2 separate regions of the Homo sapiens genome follow, and region 2 is linked to region 1. A link is a contact called in ENCODE Hi-C or POLR2A ChIA-PET data. All regions are on one chromosome and are shown on one strand. Each heading gives the region's core, a stretch centred on a gene start or an enhancer-like site at or near the end of the contact. The rest is flanking DNA. Distances are from core to core; before and after follow the strand shown.

Region 1 (6,626 bases), core at 1,576-4,075:
TGGCTAGGAGTACCAGAACCAGACTTCCCAGAATTCAAATTCTGCCTCTCTCAAACTAAGAATTTTGTGATTCTGGGCAAATTGCTCAATAGATAAGATTTTCCATCTATAAAATGGAGTTGATTATTAAATGAGTTAATATAAAAAACACTGAGCACAGTACCTGGTATATAAAACGTAATAGGCCGGGCACAGAGGCTCATGCCTATAATCCCAGCACTTTGGTAGGCCGAGGTGGGTGGATCACTTGGGATCAGGAATCTGAGACCAGCCTGGCCAACATGGCGAAATTCCATCTCTACTAAAAATACAAAAATTAGCTAGGTGTGGTGGTGCACGCCTATAGTCCCAGCTACTCGGGAGGCTGAGGTGGGAGAATTGTTTAAACCCAGGACGTGGAGGTTGCAGTGAGCCAAGATCACGCCACTGCACTCTATCCTGGGTGACAGAGCGAGATTCCATCTAAAAAAAAAAAAAAGAAACCTTAATAAACGTTAGTTATCACTTGAAGGTATTTAATGTTTTTTTATATGTGCATTTATGTACATACAGGATTCAAATTCCGCTTTATGATCAACAGGGAATTGGGACTATGTTACTGACTTCTGACTAATACCCGTCTAAAATTCCTTTACCCTTTCCACTTAGACGCAGCCCTCGAGTTATGCGGCCCCCATTTCCCACCACAATAAAGATCCACCTCTCTATCCCAGGTTTTATTCCATCATATTTAAGGCTTGGATGTAATTTTTGGAACAATTGACTGCTTTATTTAGTTGGTGGGGAGAGGAGTAGGAGAGAGAAGCAAATTACAGTCAATGACAGGACCAGGGATTCTGAGCATACCTGCATGTATGCATACTAGACACTGATGTTCCAGCCAGTGAAAGGAGATATAACTTCTAAAAAACAGTATCAACTTTATTATGCTTGGAAGTAATGAGAAGAGAGGCAAGAAGCAGGCAATGGTAAGAGAAAGCGGGTGGGACGTAGTGGCTTGCACATTTAATCCCAGCACTTTGGGAGGTCGAGGTGGGAGGATCGCTTAAACCCAGGAGTTTGAGACCAGCCTGGGCAACATAGTAAGTCTCCATCTCTTCAAAAAAAAAAAAAAAAAAAAAGGAGCTGGGGGAGGTGGGCGTAGTGGTGTGTGCCTGTAGTCCCAGCTACTCTGGGGGCTGAAGCGGCAGAATTACTTGAGCCCAGGAGATCCAGCCTGCAGTGAGCTGTGATCATGCCCCTGCACTCCAGCCTGGGTGACAGAGTGAGAACCTCTCTCAAAAAATACACACCCACAAAAAGAGAGGGAAAGTATAGTGTATGGCAGAACAGGAAGGAGAACTTGGGTTCACTAAGCACCTACTCTGTGTTAGGCGTACAGGAGTGCCATCTCATTTAATTCTCATGAGAAGATTATGAGACAGATCTACAGTCCCAAAGCAACACCCACCAGTGCCTCTCCCCCACGGAGCGGTTCATCTAACTCACCAACCAAAAAAGGTTTGGATCTGGATTTCTGGCTCTTTGGAGAAATAAGAGATCAGGTAACAATAGGCTGGCACTGGGTGGTGGCTGCTCCACTAGATCCTCCACCTGCTCTTTAGTGCACCAGCGCCTCCCTCCTTTCTCCATGACCACAACCTCTGCCTCCCTCCTGTATGTTTCCTGCCGAGCTCCTGTGCACATCTGAGTTTTTGACTCCCAAGGTGTGTATTATTCTCCCCTTTTATTGACGAGGACGGTAACTGAAACTCAGAGCAGTTAAGTACTTTTCCCACGGTGGCCTAACTGAAAGTAAAGGATCTAGATAGAATTGGAATTTTGGTCCATTTCATTTATATAGAATGTATTGCCCTTGGAGAGAATATATTGTAAGAAAGAGCCCGTATCTAAGAGTGCGCAGGCCAAGCGCGGTGGCTCACGCCTGTTGGGAGGGCAAGGCAGGCGGATCACAAGGTCAAGAGATGAGACCAGCCTGACCAACATGGTGAAACCCCGTCTCTACTAAAAGTACAAAAATTAGCCCGGCGTGGTGGCACATGCTTGTAATCCCAGCTACTCGGGAGGCTGAGGCAGGAGAATTGCTTGAACCTGGGAGGCCAGGGTTGCAGTGAGCCGAGATCGCGTCACCGCACTCCAGCCTGGCGTGAGAGCGAGACTCCGTCTCAAAAAATAAAATAAAATAAAAAATACGTATAGAGAGAGAGAGAGGGAGAGAGACAGGCAGACAGCAGACCTGGATTCAAGTTCCAGCTGCAGAGCTTGCTGAGCGTGTCTAACCTTGGGTACGTCACTCCACGTTGCTGCTCTGGCCCTCAGACAGCTCATCTGTAAAATGGGGATGACCAGGCCTACTTCACCAGCTTGTTTTGAGGACCACAGGAGATGTTTGGGAAGCCAACCGGGGAGCTCTACAACTCTCAGAGATTGCTGGTGTTAGGCCAACAGCAAGAGGAGGGCTGGCAAATTTGTGCTACCCTGAAGGAAAGTCCAGGAAGGACTGATTTGAGCCAGATCTCAAGCAAGGCCTTGAGCAAATGGGTCAACACAGGAGAGGACGGGCTGAGCCTTGTTGTGCCTGACGGAAGAGCAAGACGGCCACAATTCAGACGCACGTGAGGGAAATCAGATGACTGGACTTGTAGATACTAACGGTTCTGAAGCGGGTAGGTTAGCTTTCCAACCGCCTGGATGACGGTCTCAGCCTCCTCCCGACCCCTTCCTGCGCGTCCGCTCTTCCCCTGCGCCCGCCCGCGCCCCTCCGCCCGCGCCCCGGCCCCGCCCCAGGCCTCGCCTCCGCTTCGCCGCCGCCGCCGGCCGCAGCCAGGAGCAGCAGCCGCGCCTGCAGACCGGCCTCGCGGAGCCCGCGCGCCGAGCCCCACGTGAGTCCGGCGGGTCGCCGCCCTGGGCACCCTCGCGACGGAAGGGCCGGGGTGGGGACACCGACGAGCGCTTTTCATCTCGTCCCAGTTACTTTGAAACCGAAAGCGCCTGCTGGCGTCCGGCCGGTCCCCGACCGGCGGGGAGGGCGCGAGGCGGCGGCTGGGCCGGGGGAGGCGGAGGGGCCCGGGCTTGCGGGAGACCGGCGGGGCAGGTGACCGCCGACGGCCCGGGGACAGCGGGAGCGGTGCGGAGCGGGTTTCTTAGCCGGGGAGAGGTGTGGCGAGGGCGGAGACTGGGGGTCCAAAGCTGGGGAGCTGGTCCAGAGGGCGGCTGTGGACCGGAGGGGCCAGGTTCCGTCGGGGTGCACTGGCGGGGAGGACTTTCAGGCACGTCCCGCACATCCGCACTGCAAACCAGGCCCTGGCCCCCTTCCGCACCCGAAGGCACCCTCTCCACCTTTGCAGGGCTTTCCAATCAAAGCAACTCCAGAATGAAACTTCAGGATTGCAAGGAATGGAAGCCTCTACCAGCTGTTCGTTTGCGCGTCTTCCTTTAGAAAGCAGCTACCCCCCTCCCCCAGAAGGCGAGCTCTAAGGAACCTTGACGCAAACCAAAGCTCCGAGAGGTGGAAGGAGTTGCCCAGAGGCACCCAGAGAATTCGCAGATTCTGAGTTCTCCGTACCAGATGGTCTCCACTTTGTTCCTGTTCTGCAGGGTCTTGGTGGTTCTGAGAATTTTCGGGGCCACGCTCTTGCTGCGGGTCCCACTGGGCCACTCTGGCTGGCCGACTTTCTCTGCTCATTCGGCCTCCTTCTGCTAAGTTTCCATATTTGGGTATTTCAGATTTACTTTCATGAGAACTCAGTTATCTCGCTGTGGCAGGCAGAGCTGCCTCAGGCGAGCATTGAGGTTGGTGAAACCAGGCGAGGCTCCCTGCCAGGGCTGCCCCTGCAGCCCCCACCCTCCATAGCCTTGGGCTCTGACCCACCTCCTGTGAGGATAGGCATCTGGTAACCAGTTTAATTCTGTAAATATTTATTGGGCAGGTGCTGTGTGAGAACTGGGCTGGGGCCAGTGGAATATGGTTATTTCCTCCAGAGATACTTGCATTTTAAAAGGGCTCTGGAAGACCTGAGATGCAAAGAAATTAGTTGAACCATTTCTGGAAATAGAACAGTTTTGGGTGTGTGCGAGATAATTTTAGGCAGCAAAAGGCTGGGCTAGGAACTCTCAAATCCCAGTGCAGCTGCTCTGCCTTATGTACTCACAAAGCTGAAAACAGGGGTGTTAATGTAATTGATGGTTTGGGTGGAAACACTTCCATCCCTAACTCTAATTTGAACTAGAAAGACAGAAATTGCTGCAGGAACGATGGATGTAAGATGGAAGTGGAAAACGCCTAGCTTCTGTAAAGGTTTTTGATTTTGTTACAGTTACTGTTTTTGTTGTAACTCTATGGAATGGATCACCTCTCAGATCCCTGGCTCCTGGACAGAGGCAGGAGAAAGTGTCTGAGCCAGCATCTGGAACATGGGAAGTGATGGAGAAGGCGACTTCTCCCACGGCCTCTGGGCTGAGAGGCCTGTTGTGACGGGCAGGGTAGGATGGTGGTATTTCCCTCTGTCAGCAGCAAGCCCGCTGGACTTGGGTAGTAGGGCGATGGAAAGAGTGTGGAAAAGAGCTGCCGTCCACTGAACGTCCTGACGATAGGGACTGGGATGTTTCAGTGGGGATGATTTGCACAGTCGGGGAGCTAGATGCCTCAGAGTCAGTCTTGTTAGGCTTGCAGTGGGAAAGGCACCTCAGTACTTAGACAAACCTCCTCTGATTAGCTCAGCTTTACTGGGGAGGACCTTGAAGGAAAAATAATTATTTGTTTGTAAAGCTCGTTCCTTTGCAAAGCATTTTCTCTTTGTTCTTGTCGTTTTGTTCTCATTTCGTCCTCCATGACGCCCTCATGAGTTAGAGCAGGCTTATTCTCTACATCTCTCAGATTGTGAGGGTGAAGCACTGAGGCGGTAAATAGCTCCCTGAGCTCCACTGCTGGACCAGGATCAGAGCATTGAGGTGTCTTGTTCCCCTGCTCCAGGCCCCTCACCCTGGCTTCTCAGAGAGCCATATCTGCCCACCTCTTCCTCCGTCTGAGGGGTCAGCAAGGGGACCCAGATTCTGATAATGCCTCTGTGGTCTGTCCCCAGCAACATGGAGCAAGTTCTGCTGGAGACTCTGGCCTAACCACCACAAGAACAGACATCCACTCTGTTAGCTCTGCCTAGCCAGGCAAACTCCGGGCAAGACCCTTGTCTGTTTTCATGTGTGTCTTGGAACCTGGCATAGAGTAGGCCTAAACAGATGTTTGCTGAATCGAATTGAATTCATTCAGGGTACGTCTCCCTTGGGGTCTGAGCTGCCAGGAACAAGTGCTGGGTAGGCTTGGCAGAGAGAGGTTGAGCTCCCAGCAGGACTTGCTTAAATCCAGAAATTAGAATAACACTGTACAGCTTACGAGAAGCCCATCTCATCTGATTAACTTCTCACTACCTCCTCAGGAGAAGGGAGAGGCACATGCTATTCCTTCCACTTTACCTGGTTGCAAGCTGAGGCTCAGAAGTGATTTGAAAGACCTCACAGCATGTAGGGATGGGGCAGGACCTAATCCCAAGTCTTCTTTCTCCAATTCCTGTGTTTTTCCCATAGTATCTTAATTAAAGGAAGCCAGGATTCTGGGCAGGAGGAGGATGAGAGAACCAGCGAGACAGTCATCAAAAGCTGCCTGACACCTTTGTCACTGATCAGGGGTCAGTGTCTGACTCAGTCTCTGAAGAGCTTTTTTCTGCCCAGGTTGTGGCTTTTTCTGGGATTCTGGATAGGAGTTCTAGCTCCAGCAGAGGTGTAGCAAGTGAGTATCTGTGTGTGTTGGGGCAGAGGAGAACACGCTGCAGGGCAGAGGGAGTCCTCAGAGCTGGCAGGCCTCTGCTGCTGCTGCCGCTGCCACCACCCAGGAGTGGGCCAGCATGAATTTGTTGCCTTGCCCAGAGGAAAGCTTTATTTGAAGGATCACTCAGCAGCCTTGACCCATATGGCCTCCAGCAAGTCCTATCTTGTGAGAAAGTGGCTTGGAGGACCAGGCAGGAGATAAAAGTGAAAGTACTCATTAGTCCTGACAGAGGAACTCAGTCTGTTTACAGTGACAGTGGTGAGCACATTTTGCATATTTGTACCTGGAGGCAGGTGGTGGTGCATGCTTGGATCGTGCTGTAGCAAAAGCAGTATACATGCAAATGGTCTGTACACTGTGCAGTATCCGTGTGATGTGCAGGTCTTAGAGACCCAGTATTAAGTGACAGAGCCCAGTGAGTGCCCTCCCAGGATATCTCACTTACTTTCAGCAGAGCCCCATGTCTCATTTCTTGACACCACAGGCTCCATCAACTTCCCTCCTTACCAATTCAGAACATTCCTGAATTTTTTTCCATGGCTTTTTTTTTTTTTCTCTCAAGGAGAAAGTGCTCTCCTCCAGAACAAGGCGAGAGTACCTTTTCCACGTACACTCCCAAGTCAGCTCTCTCCTCCTCCCTCTGAGGCAGGTTCCCTCCCTGCCTCCCTCCCACAGACTTCTTCCCTCCCCCACAAGCTGAGTTTTCTGTTAGTAAGAAGACTCCATGTTTCCCCAGTCCCTCTTCTCTTTCTTTCACTGACAAGCTTCTGTAAAGAGTGGACAGCTCTTGCACTCGCTCCTCACT
Region 2 (6,626 bases), core at 1-2,500, 500 kb after region 1:
AGGTCAAGGGAGCTGTTCACCGAGGCACGAAGTATGTCACAATATATTTAGCAAATGATAACACAATTCCCATTCAGTAATCGGTGGCCGTCCCCGCACCGTGTCTCACTGCGGTCGTCTATTGGACTTAGAAAAATAGATCCACTCGCTTCAGACAACCTCAGGATCTCCAAACTGAAGACACAAGTGACATGACCGAAACAGGGTCCCCTCAATAAGATTTCCCAGATACTGAGGACCTCAGTCTCCTCACCACCACGATTCCTGCACACCGATGCATTCCTTTAAAAGGTCTCTGGCTCTAGCGAAGAGTTACCCTCAAAATTCTCATTTGTAGCAATAGGGTTTTTGTTTCCCTTTTTTTTTTAAGAAAAAAAATGGGGGGCCTAGAAAAAAAGCTTACAAGGTGAGAGGAAGAAAGTAGGGGGTTATAATGCGAAAAAGAGGAAGGACAGGAGTAGGGGGAAGGGAGCAAAAGCCAGAAAGAGGTAAAAGCCAAGGAACTGGGGATGAAGAGAATGAGATTTCCGACCAGAGGGCAAGGAAGCAGGGGATGATGAAAGGGGCAGAGAAGAGGCGACCGCAGCGCGGGGAGCCGGTGGAGCCTGCAGCGGTTTCCGCGGATGTGGAAGGGTCGTGGCGGCGGGCGCGGCCCGCGCGCCGGGCTCACCTCGGCGGGCGCGGACGGCGGGCGGCTGCGGAGAGCGGGGGCGGGTGTCCCCCGCCGAGGGGTCGCGGTCATGGACGCGGTGGCGGCCCAAGCGGCCCGAGGCGCTGCGCGAGCGGGCGCGCTGGCGCCCTACTCCCCTCGCGGCTGCCTGCGGACAGAGGGACGGCGGGGACTCAGAGGCCGGACCTGTCACCCGGGCGGGTCCCGGGGAGGCGGGCGGATGCCCCGCGCCCCCGCCTCCTCCCCGGGGCCTACCGCGCCCTCGTCCCTCAGGCCGCTGCCGCCTCCCCGGGCCACGCGACGACGACACCCCCTTCCCCGCCCCCAGCGCCTCCCCTGGCCCGGCTCCGCTGCCGCTCTGGGGCCTGCGACCGCGGAGCCGGAGGTTACCTCGGGCTGGCCGGGCCCCAGCCGGGGCTTTGGGAGTCAGAGGAGCCGGAAGAATGCATGGCCGGCGGCGGGGCCGGCGGAAGAAGGCGGTGGCGGGGCCCTGCCCCGCTCCGGCTGTGGCGCGGCCCGCGCCCGTTCCCCGGCGGCGCCGAGACTCGGTCCCCAAGGGCCCGGCCGCGTTCGCCCGGACTGGCGGGGAGGGGCGGCGGGAGGAAGCGGCGGGAGTCGGGACTGCGGCGGAGCCGCTCCCACAGCGCCCTCTAATGAAAGCGCCGCCGCCGCTGCCTGGCCCGCTTGCCCCGCCTGGCCCGCTCCCCCTACCCCTGCGCCAGCGAGTCGGGGCCCTCGGGGCTACCTGGACGCTCGGCCAGGACCTCAGTGAGTCCAGAACATACTGAGGGAAAGGGCCGCTCGGAAAGATCTAGGAATGAACACCCATCCTCACACCCCAGGAGTGCCTTGGTTTCAGTTGAGAGCCCCCTTTCAGCCAACACGGCCGCCTTTCATTGTTAGGGCTCTCTTCTCTGCCCAAACTAGGAACCTGTCTCCTTGACGGCTAAATGTCCACTTTTCATTCTTAATGAAACCCGGTTGCACTCATGGCTTTTCTTCTTAACCTCTGCAGTGTATTATTGTCTAGAGTTTCAAATTCATTCTTTTTACGGTCAAAAGTCTTGTTTCAGGAAAGCAGCTGGAACATTAATGGCAATTCCACTTTCCCATTCATCGCCCCCGCCCCCACCACCCCACCAAGAAACTCAGTGGGAATGAATGGTCTACACAGAGAAACTGAAATCTGGTTAGTCAAGAAGGAAAAAACAACCAAGTGCCTGGCATTAAGTAAGTACTCACCCGCCCGCCCTCCCCCGCCCGCCATAAAAAGAAAAACCGAAAAGACAAAAAACAGTGGCCATGGGAACTCCTAGACAGACCCCGTCACTTGGGATACTATAGCTGCATTCTGGTTCAAAGGCTGGACCACCTGAAGGAAAATAGAGAAATAGTCCATTGACCTACCCCCTTGAGCATTCTTAAATGATCTGCCTAAATTTTAGTTTTTAAAAATCCTGTTTATAAAACCTTATGTCCCTTAAGCACATTTGTAAATGGAGGGGATGGGGCAGGGCAGATTTCACACTCCCTAGGGAACTGCCATATTTGAATCAGAATGCCACCTATTCTGCCTATTTTGAAAATGTTCATCACAGCGTTTGCTCTGGACTCTCAACTTTCTCTAATTTCAGTTCCTCTTAGGTCCACAGGTGAAGGAAAGATATGCCCCATTCTATTCCTTGCATTCTCTCTTTATTGACAAGGTAGTAAGATCTTTAAATAAATCTCATGAGAGAGATAATATATATACTTTATTATTCAAAATATGTCATTATATTCTTCAGTAAGATAGGTGAGGTACATATTTATTTCCACAATCAAGAATAAACTCTAAGGATTCCATCTGGTCCATGCAATTCAGCTTTCCCACATGCTGCGTAAACGTTGGCTGACACCTGGAGAGAGATAACCTACAATGGGATTTACACGTGATTCCTGGATCAGGGACCATCTGCCAGAGGACCAGACACAGCAGCACTTGATGAAATGCAATTAGTACCAGGCCCAGAATTCATTTTCAGGCTCAGAAAAGAGCCAGAGGTTGGGCAGGACCTCTGGCTCTTTAGTGTACAAAAACAACACTTGAAGTGTCTACCAAAGAGACAGATTCTTCAGCATCATACCAGAACATTTTAATAATCTAGGTCCAGTGGACCTGAGAACCTGCTTTTTAAAAAGCGTCATAGGTGATTCTGATGCAAGTAGTATGCAGACCTTGCTTTAAGAAACCCTGACTTAGAGGTATTCTGAGATGATCACATTCTCTTCTAGACCCTTCATAATTTTAAATCATTTGATCATATGTGTTCTCATGTGTGTTAGTCAGCTAGAGCTGCCATAACAAAATACTGCAAACTGGGTGGCTTAAACAACAGAAACTTATTTTCTCGAAGTTCTGAAGGCCAAGATCAGAGATCAAAGTGTGGGGAGGTCTGGTTTCTTCTGAGGCCTGTCCCCTCGGCTTGCTGATCACCATCTCTCATTGCAGAATTCTGCCATTTCAGTACCTCCTTATGGAAGGAGTAGGGAATACCTAATCTCCTTGATCTTTTCAGATATCCTCATATTAACTGCTTCCAACCTCATTGGACTTTTCTTGAAACTCAACCAACAGTACAACACATTATGTTCCAGGTATAGATATGCCCTGGTTTTGTGCCAAGAGTGTAGGAGAGGGGTTATCTTCTTAACTTTCTGACCACAATATCAGTTTCAAGATAATTCAGCTGCTATAATAGATAAGAAACTGTTAGGGCTGACTTCTTAAGGGAACAATTTCAGATGATGCTTGTGTTTATTTCTTGCATTTCGAAGTTCGTTTTAGTTAGTTTTACCTTCCTCTTGCCTATACTACAATTTTTTTGCCCTGCCTCCTTTCAACCACTTAGGAAGCCTCCTGAGATTGTTCCATAGCCTATTTTATTGCACCATGGACAGAGAGATGTATGAATGCTCTGAATGACTGTAACAGGAAGATTGGAACAGCCAGTTCTCCAGGGTAGACTGTTCTGTGGAAAACAAGGATCTTCTTCAATGACTAGTTAGCTTCTAGTCCCCTATCCTGCTACCTTAGAGCCATCTTTATCAAAACACAAACATGAAGCCAACAATTTCAACACCTTCATGTACACTCCAATAGAGAAAAGAGGGAAATGAACAGACCCCACCCTATAGCCACAGACATTATTGTTTCTGTTTCAAAAGCCCACATTTGAACCACAAGAGAATGGTCCTTTGAAAAAGAAAGAGGATTTCTTACATTTCTTGGAATCGCCAGTCATTTGAAAGCAATATAACCACAATACCTTAGAAGGTTGAATTCCACCCATCTAGTCCACATACACACAACAAATTAGGTTATAACCAGGGAGAGGTTCCCTTGGGCAGAAGAGTACCCCCTGGGCCCTCTCTTTTTCCTAGTGGCAATTATAAAAACATTTTACCTACCTGTGTTGGTTTCTGCACTAAAGCTCCAGTGAACTATTTCCTGTCTAGGGAGAAACCCTACCAGCAATAACCTTCAATGACTTGGCACAGGCCCCCTACATTGCTAGGAAACAGTTGCAGGCTTGAAATCAGCAGCCCAAAAGAGTCATGCATTCTGACTGTTGTCAGCTTTAACTTCAAACAAAAAATGGAAATATATATGGATGTTCTCTTCTATATTCATGTCAATAATTATTTTATATAAAATGCTCCAGGGCTTATAACCTTAAAATTTTTCAGATAGGGTGAGCCAAATCATCCACACTTGGCTGAGTGTGGTGGCTCACACCTGTAATCCCAACACGTTGGGAGGCTGAGTCAGGCAGATCACTTGAGGTCAGGAGTTTGAGACCAGCCTGGCCAACATGACGAAAACCTGCCTCTACTAAAAATACAAAAATTAGCCGAGCGTTATGGCACCCGCCTGTAATCCCAGCTACTCGGGAGGTTGAGGCACGAGAATTGCTTGAACCTGGGAGACAGAGGTTGCAGTAAGCCTAGATCATGCCACTGTACTTTAGCCTGGGCGACAGAGCAAGACTCTGTCTCAAAGAAAAAAAAAATCCTCCAGACTTGACTGCAACTCTCAGCCATTTCAGCAATTCTTTTTATTAACATGATTGACCCTAAACAATACTATAAAGTAAACAATTGTGTCTCCTCCATGCTCCTCTCCTGTTCGGCTAGCTTCTCTTTTCCCTTCTTAAGGCTAAAATTATCCCTAGTTTCCAAAGGGCCCTGAAGACTCCACATGAGGCCTCCCCCTGCTCCCCAAACAGATAATACTCTAAGCTAGAACCTTCTTTCTCACCTGTCCAATGTTATGTTTCCTTGGCTCAATCCTTATCTCCCCTTCCTGGTGTGGTCAGCTAATCCATGACAAGGGGCTTATGGCTAAAAAATGGAAGAGAGAACTCTCTTCCTAAAGCATTAGTATTTTATACAGAAACTAAAACCCCCAAAGCCTTAATGTATTTCTGCTGGCAGATTATCAGGTATTGTAATGGATGAGTATATTTGTAAGATGTTTTGGAGAAGGATATTTTGGCAAGTTCTTCTACTCACAGAACCTATAAAATCACATAGTACACCTATGAATAAGACATAGTTCACTCACTCATAGGTGGGAATTGAACAATGAGAACACATGGACACAAGAAGGGGAACATCACACACTGGGGACTGTTGTGGGGTGGGGGGAGCGGGGAGGGATAGCATTAGGAGATATACCTAATGCTAAATGATGAGTTAATGGGTGCAGCACAGCAACATGGCATATGTATACATATGTAACAAACCTGCACGTTGTGCACATGTACCCTAAAACTTAAAGTATTAAAAAAAAAAAAAGAATCCTAACATTTAGAATAGAATTTTAAAATGCCAAAAAAAAGCAAATTCAAAAAAAAAGACATAGTTCAGATTTAAACTTGCATTTTCATAACATAAGATTCAAAATATTACGTTAAAATAATAATAATCACTGGCACTTATTGATCACTTTCAACAATCCAGGCCATGTTCTTGGTGCTTTACATACATTAATTCATTTAATCTTCACGATGACTTTTTTTTTTTTTTTGAGACAGGATCTCGCTCTGTCTCCCATACTGGAGTGCCGTGGCCTGATCTCCGGCTCACTGCAACCTCCACCTCCCAGTCTCAAGCAATCCTCCCACTTCAGCCTCCCAAGTAGCTGGGACTACAGATGCATGCCACCACGGCCAGCTAATTTTTTTGTATTTTTTGTAGAGACAGGGTTTTGCCATGTTGCCCAGGCTGGACTTGAACACCTGAACTCAGGAGATCCACCTGCCTCAGCCTCCCAAAGTTCTGGGATTACAGGCATGAGCCACCGCACCTAACCCACAATGACTTTAAAAGGACCGTATTGTTACCCACGTTGTACAAATGGGGAGATTAAGCTATTTGCCCTGATTTCTACCCTGTTCCTCTGTCCTCACCTGCATCTCCAGGAGACCACTGAATCTCACATCTCAAGCTTTCTTTCATGTTGTAACTTCAAGTCCTATCATTGACAGCAAGCCCCTAACTTCTGGAAACTTTTATCTCCTAAGTACCTAAGTTTCTGAATTTCCCCACAAATATATATATATATATATATATATATATATATTTTTTTTTTTTTTTTTTTTTTTTTTTTTTTTTGAGGCAGAGTCTTGCTCTTTCACCCAGGCTGGAGTGCAGTGGCGCAATCTTGGCTCACTGCAAGCTCTGCCTCCTGGGTTCACGCCATTCTCCTGCCTCAGCCTCCTGAGTAGCTGGGACTACAGGCGTCCGCCACTATGCCTGGCTAATTTTTTTGTATTTTTAGTAGAGACGGGGTTTCACCCTGTTAGCCAGGATGGTCTTGATCTCCTGACCTCGTGATCCACCCACCTCAGCCTCCCAAAGTGCTGGGATTACAGGCGTGAGCCACCGCACCCGGCCCCCAACAAGTTAAAAA

What was found. A loop is a pair of places that touch in the nucleus more often than their neighbours do. ChIA-PET counts read pairs that join two places held with the same protein, here RNA polymerase II (POLR2A). Pooled maps may share reads with other maps.
Region 2: a loop to region 1 is called in a map of naive thymus-derived CD4-positive, alpha-beta T cell, with 4 times the contacts of the local background. The contact joins the promoter of LPGAT1 here to the promoter of TRAF5 in region 1. A Hi-C loop is called at or near these places in 1 of 168 maps with a recorded cell type or tissue (naive thymus-derived CD4-positive, alpha-beta T cell) and 8 of 50 pooled maps. POLR2A ChIA-PET finds 5 or more read pairs at or near these places in 4 of 52 experiments (MCF 10A, OCI-LY7, Panc1 and 1 more).

What each region holds. Positions count from the first base shown.
Region 1 is chr1:211,324,008-211,330,633 of GRCh38, forward strand. It overlaps TRAF5 (TNF receptor associated factor 5), which reads left to right and starts at 2,826. Exons shown (of 11, transcript NM_001033910.3): 1 at 2,826-2,882. RefSeq lists enhancers at 1,530-2,031, 2,301-2,690, 6,254-6,313 and a silencer at 2,751-3,120.
Region 2 is chr1:211,829,513-211,836,138 of GRCh38, forward strand. LPGAT1 (lysophosphatidylglycerol acyltransferase 1) reads right to left here and starts at 1,251. Exons shown (of 8, transcript NM_014873.3): 1 at 1,061-1,251. LPGAT1-AS1 (LPGAT1 antisense RNA 1) reads left to right here and starts at 1,449. Exons shown (of 6, transcript NR_135820.1): 1 at 1,449-1,528; 2 at 1,744-1,900. RefSeq lists a silencer at 676-1,435.